2 separate regions of the Mus musculus genome follow, and region 2 is linked to region 1. A link is a loop called in an ENCODE intact Hi-C map of the cell type or tissue named here. Cell type or tissue: left cerebral cortex. All regions are shown on one strand. Each heading gives the region's core, and the rest is flanking DNA. Links, peaks and the distances in the headings are about the cores only.

Evidence for each region. Peaks named below come from ENCODE experiments on the same cell type or tissue, not always from the same donor. Only the 100,000 strongest peaks of a DNase experiment are listed, where the experiment ranks them.
Region 2: a loop joins it to region 1, with 2.5 times the contacts of the local background. A loop is called at or near these places in 9 of 42 quality-filtered maps.

Annotation. Positions count from the first base shown.
Region 1 is chr4:88,736,658-88,748,954 of GRCm38, reverse strand. Gm13274 (a long non-coding RNA gene) reads left to right here and starts at 4,238. Exons shown (of 3, transcript XR_390699.4): 1 at 4,238-4,706; 2 at 5,993-6,091; 3 at 9,898-10,645. In left cerebral cortex, for the core only: CTCF peaks have their summits at 5,772 (motif pointing right) and 10,314 (motif pointing left); DNase peaks (open chromatin) are centred at 5,695 and 10,300.
Region 2 is chr4:88,690,701-88,702,997 of GRCm38, reverse strand. It overlaps Ifnab (interferon alpha B), which reads left to right and starts at 11,730. Exons shown (of 1, transcript NM_008336.2): 1 at 11,730-12,297. The coding sequence starts at 11,771. In left cerebral cortex, for the core only: a CTCF peak has its summit at 6,333 (motif pointing left); a DNase peak (open chromatin) is centred at 6,323.

The sequences.
Region 1 (12,297 bases), core at 2,727-10,726:
AGCACCATCTGGGTGGCCCAAGCACAGCCTCAGCCTTGCCATTCTTCACGGGAGGCAGAAGCTGCCCATCAAGCAACTGATTCTTCAACAATTCTTCCAGTTTTCCTCAAGACAATCATCAATTTAAAACAACAGGGGGATTCTGACCCAGTCCAGGGAGTGCTTCGCTGCATTTGTTGCAGGATATTTGATTACACTGTGAACCCTGAGATCACGTTATTTGCTTAAAATGTTGTTTCTAGTTGTGGCGTGGCTCAGTCTTAACACATACCTTTAATCTGTCTGTCTGGAATACAGACATGCTCTTATACACACCTTTAATCCCAAATAATGAAGGTAAAGTTAGTTTGTGGATGCAACCACCCATGTTTGAAAGTGGTGTCTAATTGAGAGGCAGACAAAGGGATGAATCAGAGAAAGCATCCATTCTTTAAGTTTGGCTGGATGTCCAGAAAGACTGGAGAGGCTCAGAAGCAGCCAGAGCCTCCAGCCCAGAGCAAGGAAAGATGCAGGAGCCTCTGAGACAGCGAATCACAGTAAGCCACCCGCAAAAGACAATTTGAGTTATATAGGACTATAGTGCACTAAAAAAATGGGAAACTCCATTTCTGATCCCTTAACAACAAGGAATGGACTTGAGGGGATAGAAATGAGAGGCCAAAGCTTTTAAGTTCAGACTCCATTTTAGAGAACCTGACCTAAGTGTGAACTCAGGTAATCTAACAGGCTGGCACCTAGCATGGCACCAAGCTGCCCCCCAACAAAACCTGAGCCTAGCTCCAGTATCTAAGCCAATTCCCAACAAGACCAGTATTTCTAGGTTACACCCTCAACAAGACCAGTGTCTCCAAGTTATTCCCCCAACAAACCTGCACCCCCAGGTTATAAGCCCACCCCGCTGCCTAATGACCACCAATGCAGAGGGGAGCAGAAGTTAAGTTTATGATGTGACTCCCAGCACCAGCTGATTATGTTAAAGGACACAGGAGCTTTCCAATTAGATGCTTGCACATGTAATCCCTGCTTGCTGCTTACTATAAAGCCTTGCCCCATAGACATTCGGGGATTCCCTACCACAGAAACTGTCCTTCATGAAGTGTTGGGGGGGGGGGAAACATGGTGAGATAGCTTGAATGGAGTAAACACCCTGCTGTGACCCTGAGTTGCATCAGATTGGCTCCTGTGTGTGTTTTGGAGGATCACTAATATTTCCCTGGCACATTACTTGAAAAAGCCACTGTAGTACTTACTGCAGCTGTGACCATCAGAGTAAATCCCTCTCTACTTTGAATAGTAATTTTACATATTTCCTCTCAAGAAAGATTGAAAAAAAAATAGCTGTAGCACAAGGAAAAAAAAGCTATGTCTATAGAAAGGCTTGAGAAACAAAAGACAGAGAAAATAAGAGAACAGAAAATGATTAATTATGAACCTATCAAGGATAGGTTGAGGATCAAGATAGATTGCCCATTGCCAGTGAGTAAGAAGCCCAGCTATCAGGGATGGAGAGTTTCTAACTCCTAAGGAGTTATGTAGAACTAAGAGCTGAGGGTCCCAACACCCCAAGCTCAGAGCTGTAACATTAGCAGCTGGGTGTTGAGCGACTGGCACTCTAGACCTATAAGCCTGAAAGCAGAGGGTCCTAAGTCCCTGAGCTTGGTGTGCCTGATGCTAAGGGAGTTTTGTTTTGCTTGGTTATCTTTTCCATCAAAATAAAGCAACGTGTTCCCCCCCCTCTCTCTCTCTCCTCTCTCTCTCTCTCTCTCTCTCTCTCTCTCTCTCTCTCTCTCTCTCTCTCTCTCTCTCTCTCTCTCTTTTGCAAAGTGTTCTCAATTGGTGGTGCTTGCATTTGAAGACTTGGCTCCTGTCAGGAGCTAAAATAGAAACTAAAAACTAGCAGGTGATCTTCCTGAGATGAGTCTGCTTTGGATTAAAGTCTATGACAGATTTGCTCTGGTAGGCCAAGCCCAGGAGAAATCCACTTTAGAGAAGATTCCTGCTATTAATATGATATATATATATATATATATATATATATCATCCCTTTGAGCAGATCTCTGTAGAACAATGAAGATGTACTGTCTGGTAGTGATGTTATATAATAATTCTATAGAATTCCTGATTTGATTCAAATAATTTTAGGAAGAAAGTTTTTAGAGATGTTGCTAGAAAGATGTGGTAAATTTAGAATCGAAAATAGAATGTGCCCACTCCTCAGAGTAGTGAGTAAAGGCTTCATGATAAGAAATACAATGAGCTTTTGTAATCATACTAAAATGAGAAATAGACTTGGGACAAATTTAAGGAATGTGTTTAAGGAAAAACATTTAAGTCCAAGGATAAAGCCACAGGTGTGCACTATGATAAGGCAAGGCTATGAAAAACCTGTTGCTTTGAACATTTAATGATTATATTATAGTGAAACACTGCTTTGAACTTAGTTTCAGCATCCTTCTGCAACTACCATTTTATGCAACATTTTATCTCTGAGGTAATTTTCTAAAGAACTTTTTGTCCAAGGTAGTATTAAAAAGACCAGAGAAAAGAAATAAAGTTGTTGGTTGAATGGATTGTCTTGGTGAGCTTTGTCCCATCCGTCCATCCATCCGTCCATCCGTCCATCCGTCCATCCGTCCATCTGTCCATCCGTCCATCTGTCCATCCGTCCATCTGTCCATCCGTCCATGTATATGTTTGTGTGTAGGTATGTGTGTATGTCTGTAAGCATGCATGAATACTTGTAGCGTTGATTGTGACAGGCAGTCAGGCCCAGCCAGAGTGTGGGGATATGAATGTTTGAATATATATGTGCCTGTGCATATTTGCCTGTTTACAGCATCTTAATTCTTTTCCTTCCCTTCCTTTCTGGTTCACAAAGAGTTAACAAGCTTATCCAGAGAGGCTTCTGGCTGACTCACCAGAGAAAGGAGCACCAACAATAAAATCTTTTCACTTCATCCCCTGCTGTTTTATGATGAGGTGCTAAACAGTTTCTCCCCTCAGAGGAACTCAGAGAAGGCTGGTCAGCTACTGAAGCATAGCGACTTAGATGTAAGATGGATAAGTGTTTTATTATTATACATCAACCCTAAATAGCTCCTAAGACCAGTCTTACCTCTACTGACTGCTCTTCCCCCTCTGCTGCCTCAAGAAGAACCAAACAAAGAAGTGCCGCTGGGGACTGCCCCACCCCCACCCCAGGTAGGCTCTTAGGAAAGAAATAGAAATTTGCAGTACAAAGTGCTTTAGCCTTCTTTCTTTCCAGTTCTCCTATGATTCTTTGGACTCTTTTGTCATCCACAGTGGAGACACTGATGGCCCTGCCCTGTCTCTATGGAAAATTGTGCAGTCAACAAACATTTTGATATTCTGATTAGGATGACCAAAATAAATGACTCAGTGCTGTTCATTGGTATTATTCTGTCTCCTGAAAGCAATTCCAGCTGATGTGTTAGTCATCTCTATATGCACTGGGCTCTTAGGATACTTTTTCTCTTACTATGGCATTTACTTCAATTTCTGGCAGCTCAGTTTCCTTTTTCTGATGCTGTCTCCTCTGAACAGGGAAGTATGTATACAGATACATATCACCTCCTGCTGCAGACTGGCCTCAGTAGGGCCCCACTCAATCCACAGGAGAACTCGGGGTTCTGGACAGGTGGGCAAAGAGTTGGCGAGAAATGACAAATAAATACAGACACGAGGGAGTGTGCTGTATCTGAATGTAATGTCAAATCAAGCATCAAACTTTTTATACAGAAGAAAATAGGGAAGTTAGGTACAAATGAGGTTACCAGATACTTAATGACTCTTACACAAAACAGAGGAATGCAAACACAAAGACTAGCAGGAACTGGGCAATAAAACAACTGAGACAAAGTCAGCTCTATCTAAGGTCAGCTATATTCTTAGAAGCCAGGTGTGAGGTCTTTACACTCCCAGGCCAAGGACTTTCATGTCCAAGCCATAGTTCTAATTAGGGAGTTCCACTCTAGCTAACCTTCTCATGAATAATGCAATACTCCAGTTCCTCCTTAAACCACAGCCGGATCTACTTCCTAAACCATTGTAAATTGCTGTATATGGGAGCGACTTGGCTTTTATTCTAAGTGATAGTGTGGGGGAACTTTCTACTAATAAGTAATGTAGTCTGCCATAGATAACTATAATAAGAATTCTAAACTTACTTTGCTAAGCTTGCCCTGAGATTTCTAACTCTATGTAGTAGATAGTAATGCCTAATTTCTTTCACGGTCTCTCTTACAATACTAGAGGCAATTCTACATGTCACTGAGCCTGTCAAGCAAGTCACTACTGGAGTGGATGTAGCAAGCTCCTGGATTCCTTTCCAGTTCATTAGGTTTAGTCATTTGGGCAGAGCTCTGTTAATTTACTGTATTTCTGTGCTCCTTGGGACATCCTTGATATTCACAAGATGGGTTTTGAAGCTCAGCATCGTTAAGGGCAGAAGCTTGGTCACAATCACAATGTCATCACTGACCTTAGTAAGCCTCAGTTGCTCCCAGACAGTACAGCATTATGATCTTATGGCCCCACCCACAGGCATCTCGGTGCATAGCCTGCCCTTCTGTACTGCCTTCATTAATGGAGCTCTGACACCTCTAGGGATGAAGTGGCTCTGCTATATTGTGGGACTTGTGGGAACTGGCTGGCACACAGTGGATCTCTTCCTTAGCTACCTCCTGGTATGTTGGACCCTCACATTTCGTTCTCTGATACTTTATGTCTCTAGCAAGTTATTAACTTTGGAATATGAGTGAGAATATGGTGGTGGAAAATTTCAAGAAAAGATAACAGAACAGGGCCAAATCCCAGAACTTTTATGCCAATAATTAATAATAATAATAATTAATAACTAAAAGCAAGTTACATTAAAAGGGAAATAGCAAGCAGACACCTGAAGGTTATCACAGAGAGAAGCAGTGGAGAGATGAGATGCTTGTTTCCATTTTCTTAAACTGGTCCCTGGGATAGAAGAAAATGCAAAGGTCAAAACCCATTTGATGCAGACCTTAGTTTCCTAACTCCCGAATGTGGAGAGAAGCAATTTTAAAGTGTCATCTGTAACCCAGGATGGAGTGATGCCTCCTATACTGCAGCCACTCCTTACCCAAACTATCCTCACAGATGTAGATTTCTTGGTTAATTCCTCAATTAGAGTATCACAGCTATTTCCTTCATTCCTCTTACCACATCCACCAATTGGCAATCATCCCCTTCTCTGAAATTCCTTATGTCTGTCTGTTTATATTTTCTTCTTTTGTGAAAAGAGGCAGATGTGGAAAGAATGCAAAGTCACTATTCAAGACGAATCGAGAATTTTCTCTGGACTATGAAGTCAAACAACACATTCTGACAATAGTAATCAATTTCTAAAATTGGCAGCTTACACTTAAGAATGGATGTGCCATCAGTTGTATTTCCTACCCTCCCATGCAGGTCCATGCTTAGATTGCCAGGCTGTCCTGCTCCTAGTGTGTGCTCAGTGCTTATGCAGTTGGGCAGAGCAAGCTTGAACCCAGGAGCACGGGTTGCCACTTTCTTTATGAGGCTGCCCATCACTGAAAGTGTGCTGTCCTTGAATCCAAATGTTCTTTCTCCAAGATGGGAAAGCCAAAGGCACAGCTCTGCCCAATAATAGGGCTATTTTTTCTCCCCTCAAGGAAGAGCTCATTTAACCATGGAGAAAAGTCTGCCAGGAGATGGAGTTCTGCACAGACTAGAAAATCACTGGGGGTTTTGCACTTCTTACCCACCAGGTGTCTCTCATCCCTTAGGAGGATCTTATTGGATGCTAGTGTGAAGTGACTAGAAAATCTATTTGCCACAATGTCCATTGCATTACTTCATAACAAGGGCAATTGCTTGTTTCCAAAAATACTGAATGTTGACTAGGAAATGGGAGTAGTCTTTCATATATGGAAATTCTGAAAGAAAAAAAAAAGCCACAACTTTCAACTTTTGCTTTCAGTTGGTGGTTGTGTATATCTAAACGGAAAATGACAGCCAGAAAACACCACGAGAAAGAAAGCAGCTGCTCTAACGAGGAGAGCAGGTTGATGTGGAGCGGGTGAGAAGGGAACCGTGGGGATTTCTGCACAGGGCTAGAGGCTATTGCGATCGAAGGGGAAGAATGATACCCAAGAACACAGCAGAGCCAGCTTCCATGGAGTGGATGCTATAGTTTGCACGCAAAATGCACTCCAAAGGCCTTGGTGCCCTGGGTGCTGGTTCTGTGTAGTGCTGTGGGCCTTCAAAAGTGGCAGACTCTTAGATCATGGCTGGAGAATATGCTGTTCATTCCATGGGCATTGTGGGATGAGGATTCCTATCCCCCTCCCCCTTTCTTCCTGTCTTCTTGTTCTTCTTCCCCCTGCTCTTTAGACCCCTTCCCCTCCCTCTTTCTTTCCCCACTTTCTTTCCTGCCCCCCCCCACACGCCATGCCTCTCATGTTCCTTAATGGAGATATGAGATCCAGCTCTGACACATGCTCCTGTCAACATGTTTATAGTTTTTCTTTCAAAGTACAATCCTCCTCCTTAGGCTGATTACTAAGGCCCAGCTATCAAAGGCCTCCTTTGACTCACCTAACTAACATGTCTAATTAAAATTAAACACCTCATCCTAATACAGGGTTTCTATCTTTTTCTACCCCCCCCCTTCTAACCCTCCATTTTTCTATGTGCCATATCTTTCTCTATCCAGAGGCAGTCCTTTGTTCCCCCTCCCCTCTGGGACAAATGCCCCTCTTCTTTGATCCCTGTCTCCTTTGTTCCTTTCCCCTTCTCCTCTCTTTGTCCCTTATCCCTGCCCTCTGTCCTTCTAAGGCAAATAAATATCCTATTTGCTGAGAACTTTTTTTTTTTTGTTTGTTTTTTCAAGACAGGGTTTCTCTGTATAGCTCTGGCTGTCCTGGAACTCACTTTGTAGACCAGACTGGCCTCGAACTCAGAAATCCGCCTGCCTCTGCCTTCCAAGTGCTGGGATTAAAGGCGTGCGCCACCACCACCCGGCTTGCTGAGAACTTTTTTGGAGGTATTTGAGCTGACTTCGAAGTTCCCTACACAGAAGATGGACCCATGTGACTTGGATCCATCCCTGTGTCGTTATATTTGAATCCAAATCTTTTCCTGTGGCTTAGCCTGTGTTACTTGAAGGTACTTGATTTTTATCTCACATCTATAAATTATATAGTCTCCTCTCCCCTCCTTGCTTCCTCTAACTTCTAAAAGCTCATTTAGTCATTCTTCCTCCTTTGTGGGAGAAAACAGAGAAGTCGCCTTCTTTTACCCACTCCTCACATCCTGTGCCTACCCGTTTTTTAACAGTCAAAGGTGGAAGTTCCATACATAGCAATGCTGGGTGCCACTTGGAACTTTCTACATATGCGTATGCGCTGAGATGTGATAGGAAAGAAGAGGCAGACTTCCTTCCAGGCAGTGGGGAGGAAAATATCCCACTCTTATCCCACCTGGATCACTAACAAAAGCTGGAGTCCAGTGGCCAGGAGTTCTATGGGTTTTTTTGTTGGTTTTTTTTTTTTTTTTTTTTTTTGGTTTTTTGGTTTTTCGAGACAGGGTTTCTCTGTATAGCCCTGGCTGTCCTGGAACTCACTCTGTAGACCAGACTGGCCTCAAACTCAGAAATCTGCCTGCCTCTGCCTCCCGAGTGCTGGGATTAAAGGCGTGCGCCACCACGCCCAGCTTGAGTTTTATGTTTCTTATGGTCTGAAGCATGCCACATGAACATAGGAAAGGAGATGAGGCAATCTGTTTTACTCTCCCTGACCCCCTAAAGCCACCTTTCCAGTTTTTATTGGGGATAGAATGTGCCTTACTAGAGATGGATAGGCAGACTTTTCATCACCCTTTGGGTGCTAGGCCTTAATACTTTAAGCATTAGAGTCTAGCCTTTTAAGATTCATTTCCGGATAGTGGTTTATTTTCCATTATGATCCTAGATGCTCAATAGGGAAGCATTGGCTCTATGGGTCTCACAGAACCTGGCCTATCCCATGCCAGGACTAAGTACTGCTCAGAGTAATTAGAGTGCAGAGGAAAGACTGAATGGTTCAGAGGCATGACCGAGGTCTTAGTTAGAATTTCTCTTTCTAAAGACACCAAATGTTTGCCTAATCTAAATTTAATTGTACTCTGGAGATAGCATTATTAGAATTAATGCACTTTGAATATGGGGTATCTTCCCAAATATGAATCCCCCAAACTAGGACTGTGGTGTGTCAGAAATGTCACAGTCACCTCTCCCTGCCCTTCTAACAGCATCTTGTTCTATAAGCTAAAGCCAGTTCTCAAGGAGCTAAGTGACCCAGTCTCATAATTCAAAGTCAGAGGATCCTTTATCTTTCCCTGCAGGCGACAAAGACAAAACACCCCAGTCCTTTAGGAAATATGGATATATGTGTGATGGGATAGCAAATAACATTATTATGAAAATCAGAGTTCGTTTCTCTGGAGGATGGAATATTGAGGAATATCAGTGCCTCTAACTGTGGCAAAAATGATTGTGAGAGATTCCCTCAACAGATTACTGAAGAGGGCCTCCTGACTCAGAGAAAGGTCAAGCTCTAGCAGCTCACAGGGCAACCTGATGGGCCTGGTACCCAAGGCCACCTGGTGGGGCCTGGCAGAGGGGATAGAGATCCCTCGGGGGACATTAAAATGCCATTCAGTGAAATCAGAGGAGTTGGAGGTAATAGCTGATAGTCATATGCTTTCATACATTTTTATAGTTATCTGTTTTCTTATTGTTGCCAGGGCCACTGAAGGGGTTGGGAAACCAGAGGGAGATTTAGGCACAAAACAGTCTGGGGGTCACTGTCTTCTCTATTTTACAAATGATGGCGATCAATTGCTGAGATCGAATGCTGAGGCCAGCTGGGTCTGGTGAATTACATAATCCCTTCGCTCTCATGCAGACGTTCTCAACTTCCTAAGGCTGTGACCCTTTAATACAGTCCCTCGTGTTGTGGTGACCCCATCCATAAAACTATTTCATTGCTCCTTCATAACTGTAACTTTGCCACTGTTGTGAATCATAATGTAAATAACTGATATTCAGTAGTATTTCTTATATGTGACCCACAAGTGGAGATAGCGCTAGTGGTTGATAGTAAACTTTCAGTATCCCAGATTGGTCTTGTCTCTATACTGATGATTTAGATGCTACCTTCCAACTCCTTGAGGAAGCCCAGGAACTCGACTCCACAGTGTTGGTTGTAGCTAGTTTAGTAGTGACCTGGGCAGATGTAAGAAAATGAGAGGAGATTAGGAGTGAGGCTCAGAGTTAGCGCAGAGGTTCTTTGTAAACTCATGTTCTAGCAAGGATACTTGTGCATCACTGTGACCAGATACCTGATGTAAACAATTTAAAGGAGCAAGATTTATTGAGGCTCATGGTTTCAAAGGACTCAGTGCATGGTCACTTGGGCAGAACGTGTGAGTGACAAACACATGTAGTGCAGGACTGGTTCACCTCGTGGTGGACAAGAAGCAAAGAGCAGAATTCCGGTACTAAGACTTATTTTTCCAACCCCCAATCTCATCTCAGTTCCCAGCCTATGGGATGGTGCCACCTACACTTGGGGAGTCTTACTGTTTTCATTTCATCTTCCTTGAAATGCCTTACAGACATACCCAGAGGTGTGTCTCGTTAATCCACGTGATTCTAAACCCATTCAGATTGACAGTGAAGAGCAGCCATGATGCGTAAAGGAAATTGCGACATGCACTCAGATGCTGTCAACACACATTCAGGGACACTGCTATTCTGGATCTATTTAACATTTAAAAATCCATGTTTGTATGTAAATATCATGCTATTCTTTTTGACCAAAACAAAATGATATTGTTATACAGGTAATTCCCGGGAATATGTCTTCACACCTAGAAGTCAGACCACCCTGGGTTGCTGAGATGCAGGAGCTCGCCCAGCAGCTTCACAGTGTCCAGGGGCTTTTTCTAGAAAAAAAATGTTGTGACTGAACCTCCATTGTATTTGCTTTTATTTGTAGCACACATATGTATAGCACCTAAAACATGATGCTAGAAATAAACATCTGTATTAGAAACTTCTAAACAAATAAGTAAATCTGTTCTTAAACCTCTTGTAATTACACTAATAATTTGCCAATACAAATATACTGATGCTGTGCTGGAGATGGAGCTCAGGAGTTCAGAGCAGTGGTTGGTTTTTCAGGAGATGAGGGTTAGACTCCCAGAATCCAACCATCTGTTAACTCAAGCCCCAGGGGTTCTGGCGCCCTCTTCTGACCTCTGTGGGTATTGCACCCATGCCGTGCCCAAGCATACATGAAGCAAAACATCTGTATAAAATAAATAAATCTAAAAATACATACTTAAGTGTTATAAAAAAATCAGCACTAATGTTTCAACACTATGAGGATGAAAAAGTATTTCCATTTTCTTTCAAGGTATTTTTAATTCCAAATTTGGATTAAATATTCTTTGTATAAATTATATAGATGGAAAATGTACCTTTTTCTTGTACACCTAGCACCAGGACACAGGAAAATTTTTATTTTGAAATTAAAAAATAAAACATGATTAGCTGGGGGCATTTGTGTTCCGGAATGCGTTTTTCTTACTCTACATGAAGTCTCTAATTCCCACCAATACATCTTAACTGCAGTTATATACCAGAGCCACCCACAGAGCAAGGTAACACGGACTGTGTTGCTTGTACACACTTTATTCTGATTCAATAAATTTGTTAAATGGCTCTAGAGCCAGCAGTACTGACAGATTCTGAAATGGTTCTTTGTAATCAACTGGTATAATTGGTGGGGCTTAACAGAGGTGACAGTCTCCTTGAGGTTGCTAATCTCACAGGACTCCTTGATTCCTGGAAGATGTAGTGAGCACCCCTCATAGGTGATGACATACTAATCACTCCTACTGACAAGATCTAGAAGCACCTGTGAAACAGGCCTTGGACACGCCTCTAGGGGTTATCTGCGAGTGTCACTGTTTCCTGGGCTTGGATCCCAGACCAAGTAAAAAGAAGTGAGTGATTCTTTTCTTCTTGACTCCGGCTGCAATATGATAGAGTGCTTCAAGTTCCTGCTGCCTGAAGCTCTCTGTTATGAGGGATTCGTATCCTTGAACTATGTAACAAAATAGTCCCTTTCCTCTTTAAGTTTCATATGTCAGGGAATTTTATTACAGCTATGGGAGTAGAATTTAATAATGGTGTGAAAAATGCTGGGTTTTTTTTTCCAATCTCTGCCTTTTAATGAACATTACAGATTAAAGGCCATTTCTTCATGAATATTAAATATGCTGCAAACAGAGACTTTTTAAAGGCTAATAAGACCCCACATGCTCTCTGTCTACACGACAATAACTCTGTATTAAGGACCCAAAACAACTTTCCCCTGAAATGTTTATGATGTTCGTGTCATGTGAATAGTGGGAATTAAAGCTGCCATTATAACAGATGATGAGAGAATAATGTTATGAATACCAAGAAACCAAGACTGGGTTACAGACTAAATGATGACAAGATGATCTGGTAACATCTTTTGGGGAAGAACAAAAGTTTGGAAAATAAGACTTGTGTGCCATAAGACTGACAATCCCTAAAAAACACACTGGTGTTTTAGCTGTTCATAGACTCTCCTGTGCTCAGCTCTGGGAAGTCTGAAACCCACAAAGATTCTGTAAGTGTGGCCAGCATGTCAAGAACGTAGCACGACATTCAGCACAAGGCTAACTTAATAATTTACTTAATAAATAATATTTCCTGTAAGCGATCTCCTGTGGCTTTAATTACATGCCTACCAAAGGGTAAATATTTGAGATATATGAAATTCTAGATTTTAAGTTAAATGTAAAGAAAATCTGATATTCCAACGTGAACTTCTTCTGAGGACTATACTGGGGTTTTCAAACTCCAGGCAGCACTAATCTCGAGGGTCTCTGATTCCTGGAGTATACTTTGTCCATCATAATTCTGTTAATATTATTTTTGCAATGTAGGGACCACCTTGAAAATACAAGTATGATTATACCTGTGTAAAGAAAGGAAAGACAGAGAAGTTTAACTTTTAAAATGGAATAACAAAACATACAGCATTTTTGATTGAGGTATCATCTATGAAAAAGAGGAGAGATTTGACAGAGCACCCGGAACAGATTTCTGCAACTGGCGAAGATCTCAATGACCAGCAATGGAGGCTAACACACCATCTCATCAGGGTGCACTAAAGTCCACCCTGGTGAAGACAGCTCCAACGC
Region 2 (12,297 bases), core at 2,202-10,201, 45 kb after region 1:
TCTTTCCTAAAAGCAAATAATCCCAATTTTATAAATTCACAGTTCAATCCATCTCTTCCCTAAGAAGTAGGCAACTTCCTTCCTCCTTCTCCGCAAGGAGAGCAGCCTGCTACTCCCCACAGCAGGGGACCCCAGAGCCTGCTTTCTTTGTTTCAATTCCTGACCTTGAGTCCATGTGACTCATCTCAGCTCTACCCAGCTCCTTACTTCAACAAACAAACAAATAAATAAACAAAAAAACATCTAACTCTCAGGCTAATAATCTTAAATTTCTAGTGGATTCTTACCCAACATGTTGGTTCAGCACCTGTTGCGGGAAATATAAAAGAAGACAGGCAAGTTTCCATACTATGCCAGGGCACCAGCAGCGGGCCACATGGCTCCAGCCAGGTGTTCTCATCTCAGCAGACTCACTGGCCTGGAGCTCTGGAGACTTCTCCAAAGGACTCATTAAGTTCCCTTGTGAGCATGGACATCTCTTTGTAAACAACATGCAGCAACACCCATGATCCTTTTCTTCCTAAGAGGATCTCATCCCATAGGAACCATTTTGGGGCGAGTTGTTGGTTGTGTAAGCTTGACTGACCTTGTGATTGCATAACATTGTCCCATTCTGACCACTTCTATCTTTGTTGTTCCTTGTGTCATTTTTTTTTCTATATAAAGAATTACACCTGAAAGTTTTATTATTGTCTCCATACTGACACATTGCCCTGGACTTGTCTGTAGCTATATTTTGTTTCATAAGGCAACATTGACTTTTTATGCATTTGTAAAATTATAGAATTGAGAAGATGGACTGGATGTGGGTGAGATGAGTTGGAAGAGTATTGACCTGCTCAATCAGCAACATCTGATTGATAGAAGAACCAGACATTGATCCTTTTGCTGAAGCTCTGATAAGCAGTGTCTATGCCACATGACAAGGAACCCAGGATGGTGGCTGCAATGACTCAGTGAACACAGTCTTTTTAGGAAAAGAACAATGTGCAGGGCCAGATAGAATTAACTACCATTTAGAAGATCAGAACCAAGAGTATGACTGTGACCATGACTTGAATTCTGAAGCTTCCTCATTCCTGAGTTGCAGTGGTCAAGACCCACTAATGTCCAATAATATACAGAAAACATTTAAATAAAGAGCCTTAATCACATAAGCCAACCCCCAGTGAATTGGTTAAGGATGTAGGAGCCCGTCTTTCCCTTGTTCAGGTATTTCTTCATTTTTGCTCCACTAGAAGACAAAGCACAGGAAGTCTATTTGCTTACAATGCAAATGTGTCCTGTGAGAGAACACAGAAGGGAAGCAGAGTAGAATGAAACATTTCTAAGAGCATTCTGAGGGATGGAGCAAGCACTGGGCTATGTGGAGTTAACCATTTAAAAGTTTTCATTTAGAAAATGGAGATGACTGAAGAAGCTTCTGAGAGCCCACTGCTGTTCCAGGGAGAAGGCACCAACAGCCAGTGTCCCCAGCATGCGTGACTAAGGTCACAGGGGCCTGTGGACTATTAGAAAGGGGCTCTATAGGTTATTTTAGCATCCTTTGTAACCGTGTGTGTGTGTGCGTGTGTGTGTGTGTGTGTGCACATTTGTATGTGCATATGCCTGTGTGTGTGTGTTTTCCCTAAAAAACAGCACATTATCACAGTGCAGAGAAGCTATTCATGGAACCCAGGCATCCCAGGGAAGCTCTTAGATACTACCCATAATTCACTTTCTTTAAAATACAAGTGTGTTGCAGATAGTGTATGCATGTACAGAGGGTCAGAGACTTTGAGTACATTTAGTGAGAAGTGGTTGAAGAAAACAACAATAACAACAGTGCTATTGAGAAATCACAACTGCTTTTGGCAGCAAAGTCTTTTGTGAAGGTTAATTTATGGCCTTTACCTAGTTCAATCAGGTTGTTCGGTCAGTTCTCATTCTTCCTTCTGCTTGGTGCACTGTGCTCTGAATAGGCACATTTGAGTTTACAACTGTTCCTGAGGATTAGGGCCCACACAACAACGAGCATGAAACCTCTACAAATACATTAGAACCATTAGTCATTAATGCGAGTGGCATAAGGTCAATTATGGAAAGTGTGACAGTTAATTATGGACCTGGCCATTATGGAGTTTTAAAGAGTACATATGTGTAAACAAAAACTTTATTTTTTTTTCTTGCTGTCTTTTCTTATTTTGAGACAGGATCTTATGTGGATCACAATGAACCCAAAGTCATTCACTGTCTAACAGAACATGACTTTGGGCTTCAATCCTCATGTCTCTACTGTTAGAGGTGTGGGATTACAGATGAACCACCACACCAACTTTGGTGTGGTGTTGGTGATGAACCCACTCCTGAGTAAGTTACACACCAACCCTCCATTCCTTTTCCACTTTCTCACTAACGCTAAGGTTGGAGCCCAGGACACCTCATGCAGAGTGGAGAATTGCTCTTCCACTAAGCCACACCTCCCAGTCTAAACCTCTCATCTTTCTTTCATTCTTCTTTCATTCTAATACTAGTGACTCAAAGGAGGTCCTCACACATACTAGCCAAATGTTCTCCTCTGGAGCTATATCCCCATCCCATTGACCATTCTTTAGTGTTTTAGGGTACAATTGTTCCAAATGTTTGCAAAGTTGCCCAAACAGGTCTTGAACTTGCAGCTCTCCTGCCACACATTTGTGTGTTGTTGTACCACCAGGTCCAGCCTGTCTTCTCTTTTAGCAGTAGGAAACTCCACTGCAGTGGAACCCACTGAAAAGCCCTCATAAGCTCCACTCACTGTGACTTCCTATGAAGCAAACTAACTCATCACTGCCAGCCCTAGGGCACCATCCCAGCTCTACAGGCATCTATCAAGTCCCAGTGACAGCACTGGGGCCCAAGCAGGATGGCTCTTGATACATGTGAGCTTTGACAGGTTCATCTGGGACCAGGAGAGATGCTCCATGTGACACAGTCTAGTCTGCATTTGTCACAGAGAGGACAGTACTTCAGACATGACAGTTTTGTTACAGGTTTGCTAAATGTCTGTAAAACCATAATAGCTTATAAAACTAAAGAAACTCATAATACAGGGACAAAAAATGTGGGGGAAAAATCTGCTTTAATGCCAGTTGTAAACAAAGATAAAGACATTCAACTACCCATGGTACAGGTGTACACCAACACACACACACACACACACACACATACACACACACACACACACACACACACACACACACACACACACACACACACACACACACGGAGTAAACCTAAAAGGTATTTTGAATTATTTCTTACACACAGAAAAAGCCTATTTAATCTGCTGTTATCCCGTCCTCTTCCTCTGCCCTCCAGATTTCATGCCATGGGTTTTCCTGGGCTCTGAATTCTCATGTTTCCATTCTTCCTTTCTTTTTAAGGACTGTTGCAGACAAACCACATCTCAACTCTTTGTTTTAACTTTGAAGATTAATAATTCCCCTAAGATGTTGCATAAATGAAGATCATTCAAATAGTGTTACCAAGAGGGCTGAGTTAATATTCTCTAGCTCCTGGTATCTCCCCTGCCAGGCAAGCATAAGGGTGAATATTCTCAAAAACCTCACAGCAATACAAGTCCCATTACTAGCATCACTTAAATATTAATGTCATCTTAATTGTTATCAAAATTAATACAAAAGTTTAAAATTCATCTAATTCCCTTTCTATTATCGTTTAGATTTTTGGACATAGTATTTTCTTGGCCTTGAAGGATTATTAACATACAGTCTGGCCATCTGGAGTTAGTTTTATCGTGAATGGGGTCTGGCCACCAGTCTTTTATGAGCTAGTCTGGTTCCTCCCTTCTGTCCTCAAAGCTACTTGAGACTCCCATAAATGAGAGAAAATACAAGTATCTGGCCTCACAAAGGCAGCGGATCTGCATGGAGCAGCTCTGGCTAGTCTCTGCCAGAAGCATCCGCTTACACCTGTCTTTGTGGCTTCTGCAGCAGAGTGCAGCTTTCACCTTGCTCTTGTCTTGACTCACGCAGCTTTGCTCCACCATGTTTCCCCAATTGATACTTCCCTCTTTCATAAGTGAAGGTCACTTCCTTTAGCTTTATGACAACGGAAGTTTCAACAAATTCTTTTAGACCACAAAATTCCTACGGAGTTTTATTTTATTTTAAAAAAGTAGAAATAAATAAAACATATAGGAGAGACATAGAGAAAAATGATTCCACTCTTCAGTCTTTCTCTTAGTTCCCTGTAATCTCATTACTTCTCCATGAAATCGTATGTATTGAATGAAGAAGGAAACAAGTGTCAACCATTAAGCTGCTGTCACATGCTGAAAACACTGGAAAAGTTTAGAGCACAGAGCTTTCCCAGCTGAAGCACAGAAATTTTATGTCCCTGACAAACTAGCAAGGATGGTGTCATTGTGTGTGTGGAACATGGGTAGTGTACCAGATGGCCTGCAAATGTGTCCCTGACAAACTAGCAAGGATGGTGTCATTGTGTGTGTGGAACATGGGTAGTGTACCAGACGGCCTGCATGAACACACATAGGACACCAGTTTGTGAATAATTAGCTGGCAGTGAAGGTAACACATCAGTCCATCATTGTCATTGTCAAAGATAGTAAGTCCTCAGGATTTAAGGAGATTGATTATAAATACAGCATTTACAAGATACAAAATATTTTGTTATGCCCAACTTGCAGGGACTGAAGAGCCAATTGTGATGCAAACACATAAGGGTCTCTATATGAGCTTGCAAGCAAGGTCTCTCACTGTCCCTACTGCAGCGTGTCAGAGTGAGAACCCCAAGTCTAGGGGTGCAGGGTATTTATTGTAGTTACAGCAAGCATGGGGAATTTCCATATGCTTCAGCAAGTTAATCTATAAAAACTGGATTTCTGGGTGTAATGCGCATAAACCGAACACAAGGGAAAAAAAAAAAAACAACACCTGACAAAAGGGTGGCTAAGTTACCTATTCTCTGCAGGGTGTCTTGAGTTATTTGTATGTACCTTGACCCCGCTATTGTAGCCTGACTGGCTGTTGCTAAGGGGTTGGGGTTGGGGTTGCCATAGAATGCTTGTTCAGGAGGACTCTGATTTTCTTCCTGGAATTGGAGTTTAGACCCTGGTCTTGCACAAAATAGAGTTACTTCAAAAACAGAGTTGGTTGGACCTTGCAATTTGTCTAATAAAAATAGAATTATGACAACTTGGACACTTTATTTTCAGCCATGGAACAAAATCGACTTTTGTTTTAGCTTCTGTGGTTTCCTGACAGTTTTCTATGAGTGACACGAGTCATTATTGAAGCCTTTCACGCTAACACAAACTCGAGGGTTTTATACACTGGAAGGACAAGGGAACAGCAATTCTAGAACCAGAGTTTTGAAGTGATAGGAAATCGTTTGTGCTGAGAAACATTATCACTGTCCATCAGGAGGTGTAGATGATCAGATGAGAGACACTGCATGAGCCATGGGGTGAGGGGAAACCAGCGTTGCCTTAGGATTAGAATTGTCGCACTCAGACACAACTAGAAAGAACCCATACTCAGGATGGTTACAGCAGGGAGAGCATTAGACCTCAGGATGAAAGAAGTAGGCTGAGAGGGCAGAGGCCGTTAATAGTGACCTTGAGAGACCAGTGACACCCAACTGCATGGCCTGCAAATGTGTTCCCGCAGGCAGAAAAACCGCAGGGAAGCTCTTTTAAAAGTAATGAGTCACTTTCACAGTAAAACAAGCACCCTTTGCTCCCAGTGCCTCCTTGCCATGAATGGTTCAGCAAGTCACGAATAGCTTCAGAAATGCACAGAGCTTCAGGGGCATCACTCTGCATGTAAAAGAAGGGTGGAAAAATAGAGGTGAAGACTGCCTAAACGTTTGTCCCTACACCAGACCAATGTTTAAATACGCAGAAAGTCTGTAGTTGTGAATGTTTTTTTTTTAATGAATCATAAATTTTATTTCAAAATGTAAACGTCACTAAACGTGAATGTGTTTATAAGTGAGTGACTACATACATATACACACTGCTGAGTACAGACCAAATTCTTTGCAATGATAATTTCCATTTAGAATGGAGTATCTAGTTTACTGAGAACCTTCACCTTGCAAAATTATTTTAGGCTTATGATCTCAGGTCGCATTGAGAACATTCAAACAAAAATACAGAAGTAAACCGTAGGAAAGTGTTCAGACATGACAATTGTGTTTGCTGCATAGAAGGCAGGCATGCACAGGTTGTTTTCACAGAACCTATGTCCAAGACTGACCCAGGCCCAGCTCAGCAGGAGCAGTGGCAACCTCATTTCTTCATGGCCCTCCTGCTCCCTCTACTGGCCGTCCTGGAGATGTGCAGCTGTGCCCTGTTGGACCTCTGGTGTCTGAGCTACTTCAGAGCTCTCCCATGCTTAGCAGGAAGACTTTTGTGCTCCTGGGCCAAATGAGAAGAGTCTCTTCTTCCTCTTGCAGGAGTGACAGATGGACTTCCAATTCCAGAGGAACATGGTGAATGGTATCCTGTTCCACAGGGTCCAGGTTATGTCTTTGCTCCAGTTGAGGCTCCAGTAGCTCACCCTCCAACTCTTGCTCAGAGACAGCTCCTCTGATGCTGGAATACAGCCCTCCTGATAAACTCCATGCTGAGCTCCTTCAGCAACTGGAGGACCTGCAGCATGTTCTGTGGAGGTGATGGGATGGGGAGGTCTGCCCTACAAATGCCCTTGAGATACTTCAGGGGAATCCATCTCTACATGAAAGAGAAGAAATACAGTGATTGAGCCTGGGAGATTGTCCAGGAGGAAGCCAGACCCTGCTCTGCAAGAAGAATGTTACAAATTGATGAAGCAAAGGTGGACCTGGGTCCTCTGGAAACCATTGTTCTCGGGTGCTCTGACACCTTTGTTATTTCAAGTGACTCCTATTTACACTTTGGTCATATTTGCTTTAACTGAATTTAGAAAGTACTTTAATAATGTTAAACATATATATGAGAAATAGATTCCTATCCAGGGACATCAGTCTCTGAGATGATTGACCTGATATTTCTTTATTCATCTACCTATCATCTATTTATTTTCATGTACTTAGATTTATACAGTCCATACACCAAATTTATTTTCATATTTCATTACACTTTACAATCAACTCTTTCATGTTTTTACTTGGCATTTTGTTTAGTTCCTGTAATTAATAACTTCTTATTGAAAGCAAAATCAACGCCCATGGGTTTCTTTTCTTTTTTTTTATTAGATGTTTTCTTTATTTACATTTCAAATGTTATTCCCTTTCCTGGTTTCCCCTCTGAAAAGCTCCTATCCCCTCTCCCCTCCCCCTGCTCACCAACCCACCCACTCCAGCTTCCTAGCCCTGGCATTTCCTTATACTGGGTCATAGAACCTTCACAGGACCAAGAGCCTCTCCTCCCATTGATGACCAACTAGGCCATTCTCTGTTACATATGCAGCTAGAGCCATGAGTCCCACTATGTGTTTTCTTTGTTTGGTGGTTTAGTCCCAGGGAGCTCTGAGGGTACTGGTTAGGGGCTGCGGCTCAGTGGGTAAGAGTGCTGACTACGGCTGCAAAGGACCCTGGTTCTGATCCCGGCTCCTACTCGGTGGCAGGCTTTCAATTCCCACTAATTACCTCTTCCCATAGGAGGAACAACAATATGAACACCCATGTTTCGTAAACCAAAACAGAACGGCGGTAAGATTTATGCTGTTGTACCACAAGTTATGATTGTGGCAGTTTGTGATATTTGCCTTATGAGCATGGAAGCAGATTCTGCTGTCTGAAACTATCAGAGTTCCAGGGAGAGGTAGACTCCATCGAATCGCCGTGATCCTCAAGGCTGTGGGAACACTAAAGGGAGCTGGCAGTCTCAATGGAGAGGCTAAGGAATGAGTAAAGTCTGGTGCGAAGTTTAAAAAATAAAGCCAGGCTTCCTTTGAAAGCTGCCTTGTAGAAAATAAAGCACACGTCTCCAGATGAAAACCACACAATGAGATTCCTGAAAAACAATTTTAAAGGAATGTTCCAAGCTGACAGTATGAAATATAGACGAACATGCAAGCACACCAAAAAATGATATTAGGAAGCTAACACATGATATGAGTAAAAATGATGGTGAGGAAATCGAGATGACACGGAAACAAAAAACAGACTGGACTCAAAGAACTCCATGTAGATGCACATCTGGAGGCCCTGATGACAGACCAGGTAAAACAACAGAATAAAGGCATCTGAACTTGAAGGTATGTGGAATGGGATTGCCTGAACAAAGTCTGAATTGTGCAAATTCAAGAAGATGTTAAGAAAAGCAAAAAAGGAAATCAGTGAAATAGTATCCACAATTTCCCTCAAGTTTGCAACCATGCAGACATCCAGGTAAGGCTTCAACAAGGACCAGGTACAACTATGTGGTCAAAAAGAACCCAAAGCCTTGTGGATATTCAAATAAATAGATAAAGGAAGAGCTACAAATGGTCACTTTAAGGGCATATCTGAAGCATGCAAAGTGTTTAAAGAATGTGGTGCATGTGGAGGTACACTACAATGAAAATACTAAACTATAGTGTGTAATTCAGATGGGGCCAATTCTGAGATCGGGTAGTGTGTCTGGAGTGGGGAATGGGGGTTTTCATGCTAGAGAGGAAAGGGAAGAGAAAGTCTCTGGCAGAACACTAGTGGAAACAATAGTTTGATCTAGATCTGGCTGTGCTTCTGAAAGATTCCAGAGAGTAAGGCAGGGATGAAGACAGTGTGTGGATTTTCTGGGGGCCAACTCTGCCTTTCTAGGCTCTTTTACTCCCTCATGCCTCTAGACTGAGTGTCTGGGAACTTCCAGCCGTTAGAGCATGGAGAACATGAGGGTGGAAGGACGACTGTTGCCCTGTTGCTGAGAAGAGTGTCTCCTTAGGATTTTTATACTTTCCATTAGTTCCTTTGCTATGCAAAAGCACTGACATTTTATGTTATTTGTTGTGCTGATTTCCCATTTCTAACTTCTTGCTGTTTCCTGGGTTGTCCGGATCCTTTTCATAACGCCCTTGCCTCTCGCTATAGTGAAGAGTTTTCTCTGTGTCTGTTTTACCTACCAACTTCAGATTCATTGCACTGGTCCTCGTAATGCTTTCATATTAGTGTTCTGCTATTCTGAGGTCTACAACTCCATACTGCATTCAGCCAGGTACTGTAATAACTCCCACCACTGCCCTTTGTGCCTTTATGTTATTCGAGAATTGATGATTTTGTTTTTAAGTGTAATGTTGTAACACATTTACTGAAACTTCACTATATCTTAAGTAAGCACTTTCATATTATCATTTCAAAGAAAAAATTCATAAAATGGGACTTACCCAAGGGCTACATTGAACATTACTGACATGAGTGGTATTGCTTCCCTATCTGAACAGCAAACAGCAAAAGCCACTTCCTCTCTTTGCTTTCATGACAACCTACATCACATTTTGTTCCCACGCTAAAACCAAATATGTGTTTTGCTCTCTAGGAAAGTAGAAAAGAAAAGAAAAGAAAAGAAAAGAAAAGAAAAGGAAAGGAAAGGAAAGAAAAAAAATAAACTGTCATGAACATTAGGATGCATACTATCTACTTGTTTCATTTTACTCTCTGACATCATCATGAAATAAATATAATGAAAAGACAGTGAGGCAGAATTCCACAATTTAATTTTAACACTTCAAAAGTATAGTACAATTAAGTGAAAAATTGTGTACAACTGAAGGACATAAAGTTCTTCCTCTCTGGAAAAATAGTCTGAATGTCTCTACCCTGCAGTTGGAGGTGAATGGAGATGGGAATGCAAGACCTCTCCTCCCTTACTCCAAACAAAGCAGATAAACACCTTTAGTTTGTATTTCCTCTTGAGCAACAACCAAAGGTACAACCATCAGCGTGTCATTACATCTGTACGGATATTTCAAACAGAACAAATATTTGATGATTAAGTATGGGTTATTAAAAAAAGCATTTGGCAGAGCAATTAGTATTTATTCCTATGAATGAAATTAAGAAAGACTGGAAAATGTCTTCAAAAATACAGAGAAAGCTGTATTTTTATACAGGTTTGCTGTCATTGTCTAAGTATTTTTTACACTCTGATTCCTGGGATTGTGGGTCTCTACTGAGATAAAAATCCCTCCATGTGAACACAGTAAACATAAGAACAGCAGACCTCTAGAATTTATGCTTTTGAAAACCAAGTACACACCATATCCAGTATGAGTTCTGACATCATCAGGATGTGGTAAGGGCATTTTCCGGCAGTGAGTTTCAAGAGGGAGACCTAAAGATACCATGCTACTCTGAAGCAGAAAGTGTGAGTAGACTCAAAACCCATCAACAAGTCACATGGTACTTGGAAAATGGCATTATATTAGGATCAGACTACACACACACACACACACACACACACACACACACACACACAGAGGGGGAGAAAGAGAGACAGAGACAGAGACACAGAGAAACAAAGAGGAGGGTAGGAAGATAGGGATGGAGATAGACAGGGTGGGGGTGATTATTATAGGCTGGAGACACTGTAGACATCAGTGCACACAGGGTGGACAGAAAGGGAGATGTCTGTTTTCATCCTGTTTTTGAGGGAACGATGAGACACAACCTCATGGCTTGCAGGACCTGGTTCCTGAGAGAGAGAACGATCAGCAAAGCGCCGTCAACTGTAACAAGTCACCAATGGGAATAACAGTAACAACAAAACATCTACTTCTGTGTTCTGAAGAGCCTCTGTGCCATGACAGCTCTGCCCAGTCTACACAGTAAAGGAAACTCATCAAGCCGTGAGAGCATCATTTCGAATTTCAAAGAAGCAAGGAAGACAGAGGGGACAGGTTAAATAATTGTTCCTAAAAGCGTAATACTTAGATATGAAGCCAACTTGGATAGTGGGTGTATATTTTCATATGCACTTTGACTTTCTACCACACTGATTAATTTTATTAGAAATGAGACTTGCTATTTATATTTGGTATATTTGAGGTTTAGTGGAAAAATTAAGATTTGATTTCAAAGTCAGTATCTGAGCCCTGTGCTATGAGGTCACAGAGAAAACACACAAATGAACCCTTCCCTATAAAAAGGGGGGAAAAACAGAGAAAACGTTGATATCTTTCTTCTGCCTACTCTGTGATTTCAAAGGCATCCAACTGCCTTTGGTCACTTCGAAGAAACTCCAACTCCTACTTAGATGGGATGACATTGATTTCTAGGTACCCGTCTGCTTCTCTTCCCAAGTTTCATGATTAGTTATATGTAATTCTGTACCTGAATTCACAGGAGTGCTGGGAAACCAGGTACTCATGTGTGTGCTGTAAGAATACTGATGACTGAGCCATTCAACAGCTTTTAAGAACATATTTTGGGTGAAATTATTTTCATTCTTTATATTAGATGAGTAAATTTTATATACATGATACACACATACACACACATATAGTGAAAGTTAATGAAAATTCATTCAGTGGAGAAGTTCTAAATATCTTTGTTGAAAAGAGCAGAGAAAGTTGACACAATAATGAAAACTAAAATGATTGATAAAAAAATGCCCAGACACAAAATGAAAATGAGTTAAAGAAAGCGAAAACAGAGTTGGAAAGAGAGGGGAAGACATTCAGAAAATAGAAACTCGTGTTTTTCTCCTATTTAAGACACATTCACCCAAGATGGTCTTCAGAGAACCTAGAGGGGAAGGATAAGAACCAAACAGCCCAGAAGACCAGCAGCATTGGCAATATTCACCATGGCTAGGCTCAGCACTTTCCTAATGGTCCTGGCAGTGATGAGCTACTGGTCAACCTGCCCTCTAGGATGTGACCTGCCTCAGACTCATAACCTCAGGAACAAGAGAGCCTTGACACTCCTGGTACAAATGAGGAGACTCTCCCCTCTCTCCTGCCTGAAGGACAGGAAGGACTTCGGATTCCCCCAGGAGAAGGTGGATGCCCAGCAGATCCAGGAGGCTCAAGCCATCCCTGTCCTGACTGAGCTGACCCAGCAGATGCTGACCCTCTTCACATCAAAGGCTTCATCTGCTGCTTGGAATGCAACCCTACTAGACTCATTCTGCAATGACCTCCACCAGCAACTCAATGACCTGAAAACCTGTCTGATGCAGGAGGTGGGGGTGCAGGAATCTCCCCTGACCCAGGAAGACTCCCTGCTGGCTGTGAGGAAATACTTCCACAGCATCACTGTGTACCTGAGAGAGAAGAAACACAGCCCCTGTGCCTGGGAAGTGGTCAGAGCAGAAGTCTGGAGAGCCCTGTC